Linked DNA regions of Homo sapiens: regions 1 and 3 are each linked to region 2. The links are chromatin contacts, found by Hi-C or POLR2A ChIA-PET in ENCODE. All regions are on one chromosome and are shown on one strand. Each heading gives the region's core, a stretch centred on a gene start or an enhancer-like site at or near the end of the contact. The rest is flanking DNA. Distances are from core to core; before and after follow the strand shown. Region 1 holds the start of NARF-AS2 (NARF antisense RNA 2). Region 2 holds the start of ACTG1 (actin gamma 1). Region 3 holds the start of CCDC57 (coiled-coil domain containing 57).

Region 1 (2,700 bases), core at 1-2,500, 950 kb after region 2:
GGGTGGCCATTCTGACAGACAGGGAAGCACTGCCTCTGGCCAGAAGCCAGAAACAGACACTTCCAGGGAGGGGCAAAGGGAACAGGAATCTATGAGGTGCAGTGTGTAAATATACATATTTATCAAGCTACAGGAGAAGTCATGAATATTTTTGAAGAGAGAAACATACACAAACACAATGAAGCTTCAGGCCCCTTCACGAGGGTCATGTCATCTCACCAGAACCACTCCATGGTCAGTGTCTCTTATCAGTAAGGAATACTGGTCAATTGGGCCGAAACTGCAAATGAGAGAGTTGTTATCAGCGGTGGAGTCTTTCGAAAGCGCTGGTTTCCGTTAAGCTCTTAGCCAAGAAAACCTAATGGTAGTTAGCCAAGGGTTGGCCTTAATAACAGGTGTCTCACCTCCCATCTGTCATGGCTGAGAACTGCCTTCAAGGCAACCCTGGGATCTCCTTAGCCAGTAGGGGGTTCGTGTAGTCAGTTGGGGGTCTTTGGATTTCATTTTCATTTCTCAGAGGACAGGAAGGAAGGCTCTAACATGGGGAATCCTGAGAACTGCTGCTGTCTGTTAAATACGCCTACAAGTTATTTTTCTTATGTCACACTCTCCCAGACATGTTCTTACTTCTCATTTCTGATTTCTGTAATACACACACACTGATTTCATAAAACGTTTATGAGTCCAACACTTCCATTATAGCCCTGTATCAATGTTTTGCTTAGCTGAAATCAATTTCTTGGAGGAGTAAGTGTTATCTTTACTTTGTAAGCTGTAAGGGCCCAAATCAATGTACTTGGTAAAACTATCCATAGTGAACACACGCAAATGTCAAATGGCCATCATTTAGCATCTGCCCTCGGGCTTCCGGGTCCATCACGTGGTTACTGACAGGCAGGCCGCGCATGCGCGCTGCTACTCCGCCGAGCCTACGTGACACGACGTCAAGTGGCAATGGCGGCGGACGAGGGCTGTGCCCCCGGCCCGCCCCGTTAGGAGCCGCGAGTAAGGCGAGTGTCCAACGCCGAGCTGGCTGACAGAGCCCGGCCGCGGCCTCCGCGGGCCCAGGGGCCTCCAGGCCCCGTGACCACCGGACCGAGCACCCTGGAACGGCCCCAGCTTGGCCTCGGGACAGTCCGCGCGCTCACCGACTCCCTGGTGAACGCCGCTTGGCCGCCGCCGCCGCCGCAGGACCCACGAGAAGCGGAAACCGGCGCAAGGACCCGGTCCCCCCGGCGCCGTACGTGGAGTGAGCCTGCGGTCCGCCCCGCGCGCTCCGATTGGCTCTGGGGCCTGGCCCGCCCCTTCCCGACACTGTCATTGGCCTAGGCAAAGCCGTAAGGGTGGGGAATCCTATTGGCCCAGGGGTGCGGCTTGTCCTCTCCCGGTGCTCTCATTGGCCGAGCGCGGCCGTTGGGGGTGAGGCCGCGTCGGGGGAGGACAACAAAGGGCCGCGGGCGGCGGGCAGTGGTGTCCCAGTCTCCCGGTGCTTCCCTGAGGCTGAGGCGCCCGGCCTCCCGCCCGCCGCGCTCCAGATGAAGTGTGAGCACTGCACGCGCAAGGTGAGCGCCGCGGGCCGGGGAGGCGCGCGCCTGGTGCTTGTCCTGTGGGGCTCTGGGCGGCCGAGGTTGGCGGTCCGGGCCCGCCGCTCGCTCGCTTCAGGGCTCTTCAAGGCGCCCCCGGCCTCGGCACCCTGGGCCCGCTCGGCGTGGAGGCGGCCGGCGCGGGGTCCGCTGCGCTCTGCAGGGCGGGTTCGGTCTTCGCGGTTCTCCCTGAACTTGTCCATCTTTCCCACGCCCGCGAAGCGCGGAAACGCACGGAGACCGAGCCTCTCGTGCCGCGCACCACAGTCCGAGTAAACAGCGGTCGTGGCGGGAATGATCAGAAGCGTTTCGAGAGGGTTTTAGGCGTTTTCGAACCTGCCCCTCTGAGGGTCACCGAGCAGCCGGTGCAGGGGCGGAAGCGGGTGACGGCTGCTGACCGGCGCCTTCCGCGGTTGTCTCCAGGCCATGGCAACAACCGCGCAGCGCACGCAGGGGGGTTTTGTAGCTGTTATTGCCGGAATGGGCTCCTGTGGATGCTGCTCTGTGGCTGGCACTTCTGCGCGTGACGCCGTGGCAGGAGGCTTCCTAACATTCCATGGGTCGTTCATCCCCGGTGGTGGCTGCGTCCTATTCTAAGTACACCTGTGTCCAGGGGAATTCGCCTGTGGGGTGAAGGCTACAGTTGCTTCTGCTTTTTTATTATTGTAAACAATAGAGATGTGTGTGTGTCCTTCAGTACCTGTTTCACTAGAAGGGTTAGAAGGATAGAAGGCCAGGCACGGTGGCTCAAGCCTGTTATCCCAGCACCTTGGGAGGGGAGGCCGAGGCGGGTGGATCACCTGAGGTCAGCAGTTCAAGACCATCGTGGCCAACATGGCGAAACCCAGTCTCTACTAAAAATATAAAATTAGCTGGGTGTGGTGGCGCACACCTGTAATCCCAGCTACTCAGAAGGCCGAGGCAGGAGAATCGCTTGAACCCGGGAGGTGGAGGCTGCAGTGAGCCGAGATTGCGCCCCTGCACTCCAGCCTGGGTGAGAGCGAGACTCCGTCTAAAAAAATAAATAAATAAACTAAAAGAAAGGATAGAAATACATGAGCTTCATTGGTCAGAATGTGCACATTTTCTTAAGGGAGACGAAGTAAAAGTTCATTGA
Region 2 (2,700 bases), core at 1-2,500:
GCGCCCAGAGGCGTAGAGGGACAGCACGGCCTGGATGGCCACGTACATGGCCGGGGTGTTGAAGGTCTCAAACATAATCTGAGAAGGGACAAGGGGCGGCTTAGTCAGGGACAGAGACCCACGGCCACCCCATGCTCACACGCCACAACATGCTGCATGCCAGTGTGATGTGTGGAGAAAAGAAAAGAACGCAGGCAGAAACCAAATGAGAAACCTGGAGGCTTCAGGGAGGAAATGCCGGGAGAGGAACAGAGCCTGGAACAGCGAAAGAAACACTTAAATGTCAGAAATCAAGCCGGGCAGAAAATGACTGGGGAAAGGACGGGAGGAGCACGGGCGTCGGCCGAGCCTCACCTGAGTCATCTTCTCTCTGTTGGCCTTGGGGTTCAGGGGGGCCTCGGTCAGCAGCACTGGGTGCTCCTCCGGGGCCACGCGCAGCTCGTTGTAGAAGGTGTGGTGCCAGATCTTCTCCATGTCGTCCCAGTTGGTGACGATGCCATGCTCAATGGGGTACTTCAGGGTCAGGATGCCACGCTTGCTCTGGGCCTCGTCGCCCACGTAGGAGTCCTTCTGGCCCATGCCCACCATGACGCCCTGCAGGGGACGACCCGTCAGCCTCGCCGGCGACACCGAACCCACCCCGCAACGCAGAACCCAGGAGCCCCGCGGCGCCATCCACTCACCTGGTGTCTGGGGCGCCCGACGATGGAAGGAAACACGGCTCGGGGAGCGTCGTCCCCAGCAAAACCAGCTTTGCACATGCCGGAGCCATTGTCAATGACCAGCGCGGCGATCTCTTCTTCCATTGCGACCTGCCCGGAAAAGGATGGACTCAGGCGGGCGCGTCTGTAACACGGTCCCCTCCCCACAGCCACCTAATGCCCTCCCGCGGGGAAGCCTCGGCCCTGCCCCAACCCCAGCGGCCGTGGCCTCCAAGATCGCAACCGCCTGGAACCGAAGGCCGGGCCTTTTACGTAACGTCCACGGCTCGGAAGTCTGCACTGCGGCCGGGCCCCGCCCTGGACCCCCGGCGCCCCCCCAGCCCCGTCCGCCTGACCCGGCCCACCCCGCCTTTTGTTCCCGGGGAAGGCGCGACGAGGCCTCGGCAGCTGGAAGCGGGGCCAGCCGGGGTCGGGGGGCGCAGGCCTGCGACGTCCAGCTCAGGCCCCGGGGCGGGGCGCTCACCGGCAGAGAAACGCGACGGCGGAGCGGCGGAAGAACAGAGTGCGAGAGCTGGCAGCGGCGACTGAGACCGACCGCGGCCTCCCCCGCCGTTATTTAAGCGGAAGCGGCGCGCCCGCGCGGCCCGGCGGCGCGCGCGGCCCCAGAACATGTCCATATATGGCGATCTTTCCGAAAGCCGGGCACCCATTGGCCCGCCGGGCAGGGACACGTGGGGCCCCGGCCCGCCCCGCCCCCAGCCCGCACCGCCTCCCAACGGCCCCGCCCGCGCCACCCCCGCGCGCTCGCGACCCTGCGCGGGCCGGCGGGCGGGTCTGAGTTGGGGCGCCCTCCGAGGGTCGCCGGGAGGGCCGAAGGGCTGACGGGCCTGGCCCCTCCCCGGGACTGCCGCGCCGTGGGGAGGGCCCTGCTGCGCCCCGAAACTGCCTGACCCGGGGCGGGGCCGCGCCGGAGCTGGGGTGGGTCCCCGAGTCCCCGGCCACGCTGCGGGGCTTTGCTCCCTGGGACGTCCCTTGCAATCTTTCCCCTCGGGCTCCACGAGGATCTCGGGCGCCAGTGCCGGGCTGAGGAAGGGGCGCGGCGGGGGTCCGCGACGCTCTGCGTCCCTGGGCGCGGGGGAGCTCTCAGGAGCCCTCACCTCGCCCCGGTCACCATAGGAAACAGCCCGCCCGTCCCCAAGCGCAGCCACCACCATGCAGGTCCCTCCACGGGGCGCCCTGCCCCGGATCTCCGTTCGTTTGAAGACCGAGGCCCCTTTCTACCCGACCCGACACATCCCTGCCCCTCAAATCACAGGCCTGATTGTCCCCAGGCGCGCGCTCCGGGTTGGGGCTACCCCGCCCCCTTATGTGCTGAGAAGGTGGTGTGGAGTGAGGCCTTTGTTTCATTCTGGTCACCTGTAGACATTATAGGGAAACTGAGGTAGACAATGGGAGCCCTGACTTTTTTGAAGGTCGGCTCCCCAGCTTCGGGCGGTCGGGGGGATACCCTCTTCTGTTTACGATGCTAGTTAAGAGCAGCGATCAGGGCTGGCGTGGGTTTAGCCACAGGCTTGTCCAGGGCGCTCACTCCTCGCCAGGAGCGGCGCCGGTGCTTTGGTTACACCCCGAGAGGCGCCCGGCACTACGGTTTCCTTGTGCGCTGCTGGAATTTTCAGGGTTGGAGCGCCGGCCGCGTAGGGGTGGCAGTGAGGCCGCGCAGTGAGGGGACGGACTCGCCCGAGGTCGCAGAGCGTTCAGATTGACTCGACAGGCTGGGGGGCGGGGCCGGGGTCCCCACGCGGAGTCCGGGGCCCTGCAACGTTAGCTCGCGACCCCGTGTTTGGGAGTGACAACAGCGAGTCAGGGCAAGGCGGCCGGCCCAGCTCACCTGCGGGCTGCAGTCAGCCCGGACGCCGAGACCCGTGCCTAAGGCCCCCGTGCCCCAGGCCTCCCAGGGGTGCTGAGCGCCCCCAGGCCCAGAATCTCCGGGGGCCCGGGCAAGGCTGTCAGGTATGTTCCCTCCCGTGGCGAAGCCGGG
Region 3 (2,700 bases), core at 23-2,522, 700 kb after region 2:
CGAGTTTCGCTCTTGTCTCCCAGACTGGAGTGCAATGGCGCGATCTTGGCTCTCCGCAACCTGCGCCTCTCGGTGTGGTACCCTACTTTGTTTTAACCTGACTGACTCTCTCTTAGCTGAGAGGGCCGGACAGACACCATTTTGGTTTCTTCGCTTGCAGCCCCTTGTCCCCGTCCCTTAAGGACATAACTGGGGCAAGCTGACTCCAAGCACATCCAGGAATGCGCTTACTGATAAAATACTGATAAGAAACTGGAGCAAGCTGTACCAGCAGCTCCTGGGAACGCGCTCGGTTGATGGTACCCAAAGCCCCTGCGTTTATCACTTTGTGATAATTTAAGCCCCTGTACCTGGAACTGTTTATTTTCCTGTAACTGTTTCTGTAACCATTTATCTTTTAACTTTTTGCCTATTCTGCTTCTGTAAAAAAATCGCTTCAGCTAGCCTCCCCTCCTCTATTTAGACCAAGGTATCAAAAGAAATCTAGCCCCTTCTTCGGGGCCGAGGGAATTTGCAGCTCTAGCAGTCTGTCAGTCGCTGGCAATACAGGACTCCTGAGTAGTCTCAGAGTGTGGCGTTCTCTCTATAACTCCCTCAGTTACAACATCGGGTTCAAGCGATTCTCCTGCTTCAGCCTCCGGAGTAGCTGGGATTACAGGCGTGCACCACCACGCCCAATAATTTTTGTATTTTTAGTAGAGAGGGGGTTTCACCATGTTGGCCAGGCTGGTCTCGAACTCCGGGCCTCAAGCAATCTGCCCGCCTCTGCCTCCCAAAGTGCTGGATTACAGGCGCGAACCACCGCCTCCGGCCTTTTTTTTTCCTCTCTTTTTTTTTTTTTTTTTTTAAACTCACAGACACTGTAAGGCTGCCTGGGCGCGGAGCCGTCCTTGCCGGCGGCGGAACCCGGGGAATTCTCCCGGGGCTGCGGGGCCCTGGTCGGCAGCGCCCACCGCCCCAGGTCACCCACGGGAGACCGAGGGAACGCTCCCGCTCCACGCGGCCGCAACCCCCGCCCCGCCCCGCCGCAGCCTCCGCGAGGGGATCCCCGGTCCGGGCCTGGCCGAGCTCTGAGGGTCGACCTCGCGCTCCAGGTCCCCACCAAAGCGCTGCGTCCGACAGGACGGCAGCTGCTGGGGTTTTCTACAGGAAGAGTGGTCGGAGCGGCGCCCCCCACGCCTCCCACGCCTCCCACGCCGCCCGCCCGCACCTCACCCTAACGCCCGCCAGCAGCGCTGGCCAGGTCCCGCCGCGTTGCCACAGCGACCGGGTCAGTCGGCCGCGTCCGGCTGCGCTCGGTGCAGCGCTCGGGTCCCGCCGACAGGAAACGGGGTCCCTGGCGCTAGGTTCCGGCCCCTCCCGCCCCGCCGGGTTCCGCGCTGCGCCCGGGTCCGAGGGGCGCCCCGGCCGACCCGACCACCGCCGCAGATCGAAGGAGGGAGCCCGGCCTCCTCACCGGTCAGCGGGGCGACTCCGGACGGGGCTCCGGGCTATGGGGACGGCGGGTTCCGCCGCGCGAGGCGCCCCCACCTTCGCCGCCCCCGGCCCGGCCGAGGGTCCCCAGGCGCCCGCTTCCTGAGGCCGCCCGGCTCGCGGTCCCGAAGGGTTGACTTGAGCTTTTGCCCTGAGATGAAGGGAGCACGGGGCGGCCGAGGCTGCCCGTGGGGGTCTGTTCGGGCCGGGGGCGCCACGAAGTCCTGCCTAAGGGTCGGCTGCGGCCACCGGGGCACGAGTTCCCGGCGCTGCCCACGGGCTCGGAGACCGGCGGGGCCCAGGGGCCGTGCGCGCGGTCGCTCAGACCCTGATTAGGGAACTGGGGGAAGGAGGGGGGTCGGGACCCACCGAGGCCCGAAGTCGCCCCCACCATCCTGTGGGAACAACATCCTCAGGCACAGCCATTCCCAACCATTCACATCCTCAGAAAAAGGCACGTGTCCGTATCCATCTGCGGATGGATGAACAGAGCCCGGCCCCGGGACAGAGCAGCCTGGCTCACCCGAACCCTCAGCCCGCAATTCTGCGTGGGAGTGGAGGGGGTGTTTGGTGTCTGGGAATTCCCCTGGTGGGGCAATAAGCCAGGGGTCTGGTGTCATCCTCCACCCACATTGTTAACACTGGATCACTCCTCTCCGTGCCGTGCCTGCAGCCCAGGCACCCTGCAGCCTGTCCTCCCCGAACCATGCGTCCTGGTAGAGCTGTCTCCCTCGCCCACAGTCCTCAGTCCCGCCTCACACACCAAACCCTCTTCTGCCTCAGGTCCTTTGCGCCAGTTGCCTCTGCCTAGACTTGGTTCCCTGGATGCCCCCTCCCCACCCCATGTGTATGTCCGGCTCCCTGGACCCACCCCCCACACTGTGTGTCTAGCCCCCTGGACCCACCCCCCACTCTGTGTCTAGTCCCCTGGACTCCCCTCCCCACCCCCTGTGTCTAGCTCCCTGGACCCCCAACCTGGCCCATGTGTCCAACTCCCAGGACCCCCCCACCCTGTGTCCAGCTCCCTGGTTTCCCCCACCACCCCATGTGTTTGGCTCCCTGTCCTGCTGCCTTCTCAGTGCTTGTGCACCCCCAGCCTCATCAGACTTGTCACTCTATTAGAACAGGATGTAGGGCCTGGACTGTTGGCTCCCTGCTACCCCCACCCACAGGACAGTGCTGGGGTTGACCCGACTTTGGCTGCACATTTGACTGGCCCCTGGATCA

The links. A loop is a pair of places that touch in the nucleus more often than their neighbours do. ChIA-PET counts read pairs that join two places held with the same protein, here RNA polymerase II (POLR2A). Pooled maps may share reads with other maps.
Region 1: a pooled map shows a loop between it and region 2 (9-fold over the local background). The contact joins the promoter of NARF-AS2 here to the promoter of ACTG1 in region 2. A Hi-C loop is called at or near these places in 3 of 37 single-sample maps with no recorded cell type and 8 of 50 pooled maps.
Region 3: a loop to region 2 is called in a pooled map, with 6 times the contacts of the local background. The contact joins the promoter of CCDC57 here to the promoter of ACTG1 in region 2. A Hi-C loop is called at or near these places in 2 of 37 single-sample maps with no recorded cell type and 4 of 50 pooled maps. POLR2A ChIA-PET finds 5 or more read pairs at or near these places in 1 of 52 experiments (activated CD4-positive, alpha-beta T cell).

Annotation. Positions count from the first base shown.
Region 1 is chr17:82,457,269-82,459,968 of GRCh38, forward strand. It overlaps NARF-AS2 (NARF antisense RNA 2), which reads right to left and starts at 1,251. Exons shown (of 3, transcript NR_184099.1): 1 at 405-1,251; 2 at 170-280. It overlaps NARF (nuclear prelamin A recognition factor), which reads left to right and starts at 1,473. Exons shown (of 11, transcript NM_012336.4): 1 at 1,473-1,562. The coding sequence starts at 1,536. RefSeq lists enhancers at 812-961, 1,395-2,227 and a silencer at 992-1,811.
Region 2 is chr17:81,511,549-81,514,248 of GRCh38, forward strand. It overlaps ACTG1 (actin gamma 1), which reads right to left and starts at 1,251. Exons shown (of 6, transcript NM_001614.5): 1 at 1,186-1,251; 2 at 684-812; 3 at 355-594; 4 at 1-78. The coding sequence starts at 806. RefSeq lists enhancers at 697-786, 1,997-2,276, 2,307-2,356 and silencers at 1,007-1,176, 1,377-1,856, 2,487-2,676.
Region 3 is chr17:82,211,570-82,214,269 of GRCh38, forward strand. CCDC57 (coiled-coil domain containing 57) reads right to left here and starts at 1,273. Exons shown (of 19, transcript NM_001394669.1): 1 at 1,216-1,273. RefSeq lists a silencer at 814-1,733 and an enhancer at 1,684-2,626.